Regions from separate parts of the Homo sapiens genome. Here region 1 is linked to region 2. Evidence: chromatin loops called from intact Hi-C (ENCODE). Cell type or tissue: heart left ventricle. All regions are shown on one strand. Each heading gives the region's core, and the rest is flanking DNA. Links, peaks and the distances in the headings are about the cores only. Region 1 overlaps PLXNA2 (plexin A2). Region 2 overlaps PLXNA2 (plexin A2).

What was found. A loop is a pair of places that touch in the nucleus more often than their neighbours do. Peaks named below come from ENCODE experiments on the same cell type or tissue, not always from the same donor. Only the 100,000 strongest peaks of a DNase experiment are listed, where the experiment ranks them.
Region 1: a loop joins it to region 2, with 2.0 times the contacts of the local background. A loop is called at or near these places in 27 of 110 quality-filtered maps.

The regions. Positions count from the first base shown.
Region 1 is chr1:208,178,048-208,180,952 of GRCh38, forward strand. The region is part of intron 3 of PLXNA2 (plexin A2); the gene reads right to left. Among named protein-coding and RNA genes, the nearest start is that of PLXNA2, 65 kb to the right of the region's middle. RefSeq lists enhancers at 1,139-1,695, 1,819-2,772. In heart left ventricle, for the core only: no CTCF peak of the experiment used is centred there; a DNase peak (open chromatin) is centred at 1,353; H3K27ac peaks cover 521 bases.
Region 2 is chr1:208,237,989-208,240,893 of GRCh38, forward strand. The region is part of intron 1 of PLXNA2 (plexin A2); the gene reads right to left. Among named protein-coding and RNA genes, the nearest start is that of PLXNA2, 4.9 kb to the right of the region's middle. In heart left ventricle, for the core only: a CTCF peak has its summit at 1,233 (motif pointing left); no DNase peak of the experiment used is centred there; H3K4me3 peaks cover 1,734 bases; H3K27ac peaks cover 1,591 bases.

The DNA of each region.
Region 1 (2,905 bases), core at 223-2,722, 60 kb before region 2:
TGTGCAATGCATTTAGCACAGCCTCTGCCATTCTATAGGAGCATAATAAGTGTCCATTCCTACCTTCTTTCCTCTTTATCCTACCGAGAGGAGAAAAAAAAAGAGCAAAGGTCACGCTCCCATGGCACTGTTTTTGTGGAATTCCTGAGCTCTTTGGAGTAGAGGGGAGGAGAAAGCTATGGCAAAGAGTTATGAGAAGCCTTGCTTTGAAAATTAATGTACACAATGTGCAGCCAGGTGCCTGTTCCCTACAGGGCATGGGGACAGTGTGCACAGGGACATTGTCACTTTCTGCTGAGCCTGAAGCTCAGCTAGAGGAACAGGTGGGGAAGAATGAGGGTGGGCCTAACTGAGGGAGGAGAGCTTGGCTGCAGCCCAGTGTTCCTGAAAAAGGTTTACACAGTGAGTCAGGCTGGCCCCAGCACCCCCTTGAGGAAGGCCTAAAATACCAAATGAAAGAATAAATCTTCAGGGGTAGGGGCGGGGGTGTTGCCTGCCTCTGCCTTCTCTCCAAGGGGTTCCTATGTGTGCGAGCTAGCAGCACTCCCCCATCTCACACTGCACCTGGGCCCTTGGCCTCCTTGTTGGGAACCCAATTTGGAAGGTATCGAATGAGGGACAATGTAAACACCTGTATCCAGGAGGATGCGAGGAGAAGAAGAGTTCCAATAACTCACCCTTAGGGGAGTGGTTTGCAAAATGTGGTACTCAGATCAACAGCATCAACATCAACTGGAAACTTACAAAATCAGCATTTGGAAAATACAAATTCTCAGGCTCCATCTCAGATCCATTAAATCAGAAATGCTGGGCGTGGGACCCAGTGATCTGTATTTTAATAAGCTCTGCAGGTGATTCGGATGCAAGCTTAAGTTTGAGAACAACTAGTTTAGGGTGTGGGTTGAAGTCTTTTTCTTGGTTTAAAGAGGAGGGACATGTGCTACCACACAAAGGGGCCTTCCCCCTTGCCCTAGCATGTAAGCCCTGACACACAGCATCCCCACAAGCATGACAGCACGCTGGGCCTGGGCTACGGAGAGTCTCTGGTGATGAGGACAGGGGCAGAGGCCCTGTGGGTGGTTATGGGGAGGAGAGAGGCGGGGAGGCTGCCACAACTCATTTTCTCTTAACATGAAAGCCCAGAGGAAGCCTAAGCATCCTCGCCATTGAAGCTGGTAAATTACAGGATGATGATGGTGATATTACCAATAATGATGATAATAGCACCAATAACGTGAGGTCAGACAGGCACTTTCCCGTCCTCGGTCAAGGGGTAAGGTTGCAGCTTTGGTGCATTTGCTTCTGATTTAGAGGAAAACCTGGCTCACAGCCAGCTCCATTTCCCTGCTAGGAGGTGCAGCCGGGGCTTTTGGCTCTTTGTCCTCCCTCCCTTCTGCCGGACCTGTCCTGTGGTCAGGAACCTCCTCCCTCCTGGCATAATGGTCTGCCAAGAGGCAGGCAGCACTCACTCCCCTTCTCCCCCACCAGACCAACCCTTGGTTCACAGACTACACGTCAGCCCTAGAGGTCAAGATCAGAGGGAGAGGCTCAACCTAGATGCTATCCACAGGGTGGGGCAGATGAGGGCCCTGGAGGCTCTATTAGCCTCTCTCAGATAAGCCACAAAGAGAAACTGGAAGGCAAAAACTGTGTGAGTGTTAGGGTAGGAGGCTTCAGCAAATCCATAAATACCTTGAGCTGAAGCCTCCCCTTGGAGATTCTGTACTCTCTCCTGCTGCCCAGGGAAGCCAGAGCAGGGATTCAGAATCTCAAGGAGAGAAAAGGTCATCTGGTAGCATCTTCCTTCTACAGTATCCCCTGCCACCCCCCAACCCCTGCCTAAGGCATCTTTCTTACTCTTCTTTGAGATTTCCCAGGATGAAATACTTCCCCAAATGCTACAGCATTTTCTAGGAGGATCAAAGGGAACAAGCAAATACCCAAGCCCTGGGTCTCTCCCCTCTGGCTGCCTCCTGCCCCGCCCCCACCCTGGGGCTTCAAACACGAGGAAATTAGCACAAGGCCCCCTGTCATCACATGCAGTGACTTGTGAACATGTGCTTGGGTTGTTCCTCCTCCACAACAGGCGGTTTAGAGCAGCTCACTGGGGGCTTGTATTTTTTTTTTTTTTTTTAAATAACTGTGTGTATGTTAAAGTCATTAAGGCTGGGAAAGGGGGTGGAGTGGTAGGAGAGTAAAGGCCATTATATGGGAGGAGAAGAAAAATGGCCTGTCTTCAGGCTGTCAGCAGAAGAAACGCCTCTGCATTCAAGCGGTGGGAGAGGGGCTCCGGTAGGAGGCCTGAGTGGGCACCTCTGCCGGGATGGCTGGGAGCAGGGGCAGAAGGCAGAGAAAACAGGTTCATCACATAGCCTGAGCTTTGGCTGTGGCAGTGGCAGTGGCTATGGCTGCCTGGGTATGGACTGTCACTATTCATTAAAGAGCCACCAAGAGAGAAGAAACCTGGGAAACAAAAACCCAAGAGCTCATGCTTAACTTTCATGTATCAGGCACCGCGTTACACCCTCTGCATCTGCTTTATGTTGAATCCAAACAACATTGGCATCCATCCTAGAAAGGCACTATTATTTACTCCGTTTGGCAGACGAGGAAACTGAGAGTCACAGTGGTTAACTTTACACAGCTAGCAAGGGGTGGAAGAAGTGTGGAGACACGGGTGAGTCTTCAGAGATTTTGTCTGAAGTTGTTGCCCCTCATGAGTATTCGCTGTCATTGCCCCACACCCTAAAGCAATCGAGGGGAACTGGGATGGAAGATATCCCAGGAGGGGTAAAAAGGACTGTGATGAGGGAAATGGGGGTAGGAGGGAAAGGGAGTAACCGCTATTGGCCCTGGCCATGTCAAGCTTCTGGGGTCTCCCCCTGCCCAAGTTTGAGAGGGGATG
Region 2 (2,905 bases), core at 255-2,754:
CCTATTTGGTTCAGTGCAAAGGGTAAGAATCTCTCCTTCTTCTATCCCTCTATACTATGGTTGAGAGGGAGGCTGTTTAGACAGAACAAGAGAAAGCCTGGGAGAACAACTCCTCCAAGAGGGCTGGGAGGTGCTAGGGTTCCTCTGTCAGAAGCTTCCGTCCTCTCAAAGCGTCGGAGAGAATATGTGTGTTTTGCGGGGATCAGAGGAGACAGGCTCATTCACCAGCTCTTCACTCGGAGCCCTGGGATCCCTCCTCCTCTTCCCTCTGAAAGACAAGTTGAACTTTCCAAGGGCAACTCTACTACCTTTTATCTTTCACCCTCAAAGTAATTTTAGCCAAAGAAAAGCAGAATTAAACTTTCATAACACGATACATTTATCTTGTTTTTCTTCTTTCTTTTCTCTATCCTCCCTTCCCCCTGCCCTGACGTCCAGGTACATCTGAGCTAAAGCAAACCAAGATGAACTATCAAGGGATGCTATCAGATTGGAAGAGACGGGGCTAAGCTCTCTGGTCTCCTGCCCATCCCAATACTTCAATATTTTTCCATGCCCCTGTTAGGCAGTTATTATCTCCTTAGATAAGAAAAGCCTCTGGACTCTGCTGTCTCTCAATATTGTCCTCTGCTGAAATGAAAGGGGGAATTATAATTCAGAGAAAGATTCCCACAGAGAATATGAAGAAAAAGATTAAATCAGCGATACAATGTTGACATGCATTCAGTTCCTGAAAGCTCTTTTAAAAAAAAGTCTCCTCAGGAGCAGTTTTGCTACTACCTGAGAGTCTCAAAAATCTGTATTTAGGGAGTTGGGAGATGGGAAGCATGTGAAGGCCCCTCGGGGTTGGGTCAGAAACTTCTGTTGCTGATAAGAACGGCAAGGGCCTTTTGGCGGGCCAGCCAGCAGATTGGACTCCCTGTTAAGTTGAGAATGCACTCCCTCCCTGCCACCCAGCCCTAGACGTGACCTGTTGGGGCAGGCCTCTCCGGAGTTGCTCACAACCCATGCATCCCAGCTTAATGCTGCAGGCGCCTTCTCATCCTCTGCAAACAGACAGAGGCCCAAAGGTCCCACTGGCAATAGGACCCTACCAGTTGTAGTCTCTGGGAAGTGACGGCTGGGAGTTTCGAATATATCTCATCTATTAATATTTTTTTTCTTCTAAAAAAAAAAAAAAGCACAAAAGCCACTGTTTTGGGCCAAGCCTGGCTTTCAAGAGTCCCCTCTAGTGGAGATAACCTGCTACTTCGGCTTCTCAGTTCAGCCCAGAGCCTCCCTGGCCAGTGAAGATTCAGAAAACCCCCTTCTGCCTGCAAGGCTCTCTTTCCCACTTTTCTCTTTGTGTTCACTCTGAGCTCTGTCCACCCCCATTCACACTGTTAATCTCTCTGTCTTTATCTTCCCTTGCTGTCTTCCTCCCTCTCTCCATTTATCTGTGCCTGTGCCCACATCTTGACTTCTGTCTTTCCATGTGTGCCTTTGCTCCTGCATCTTGATCTACATCTTCCATCCACCTGCTGGTTTTCTTTGATGTTCAGGATTCCAGGTCTGACTTGTTAGGAATGCCTTGGTCAGGCCTTGGACCACATGGACTCACTTCAAACGGCCAAAACAGCCACCCACAAGCCAGATCCACAGTGAGAAGCACTAGGAAAATCCTAGTGGTTATAGAGCTGTCTATAACCTGAGCTCAGAGCTCCTGCTCCGAATCCTGTGTGAAGCCGGCTGCTCCCTTCAATAGATTCTCCCCACCTCTGTGCCTGCTTCCCAGTCTCTGACACACGCCCTGCCCTGCAAACAACTGGCAATGCCTGGGTAAAGGGACAACTGGCAGTGCGTGGGAAGAGTATGCTGGGGTAGGGGAAGAAGGTGAGGAAGAGGTGAGTGGGGGTCAGTGGCTGAGCCTGGGGCTGTGGCAGGACAGTGGAGACACAGCAAATGTTAAGCTGGGGTGAAGGGGGGTATGGGGGAACACCTGCTGGTCCTCTGAGTTTCCCAGAGATATTCTTTCACCCAAGAGAGAGACAGAACCAGAGCAGGGAAGGCGGTTAATGGTTAACCAACTGTAGAAGCAGAGAACTTTTGCACTGCTCAGGCCTCAGCCATTTCTTTCAGCTCTGTGCCCTTCCTTCCTCCTCTCCCCTTACACTCTTACCCCGCAAGGACCCTGCTCCCCAACAAAGAACTTTCTCGCCTCTATTTATGCCCTCCAATTCCAGATGGAGCAGTGTGGAGCTAGATAAAGAGGTTCCATATGCCCAAATGCCAGGGAATGAGGCCCAGGAGAGCCTGAGGGCTAAGCCCAGGAGGACGGGGATATCCTCTTCTTACCAGCCATCCCTCCCTCGTGCCTTGAGACCAGCTGTTTGACCCTGGGAAGAACTGCCTTTCTCTCTGTCTCCATAGGGCTCACCTTTAGAAATGACCGAAAAAGAAGTGGATGCACACCCACCCCTCATTTACTCTAATCAGGCATGAAATCTTTGTAACGAAGTGAAAAAACTGTTCAGGGAACTGGTTCCATTCATCATTGTTTGAACTGAGCATATGTGAAGGGTAGAAATAGAATATTCACATATAATGAATTGATAACAGACTGCCCCTGGGTGGGGCGGTGGTGATTGGGGCTGAGGGGGGAACGCACACGAGCTGTAAAACTCCCAGCACCTCAAAGCCTGTTTCTACCAGTTTCCCTATGGACAGTCAGTCCTGAATTATTTCTAGTTAACAGACTGTAACACAATGCTCCAGTCTCTTTATGATCAGAATGGGGGTGGGGGGTGGGGGCTTGGCTAGGCGCTCCTTGCCTCTCCATTTGCCATGATGGACAGAAGTATATTGTGCCTCAGTTCGTGTGTGTGGAGACAGCTGTGTGGCAATGCAGGGAGACAGCTGGTGGTGG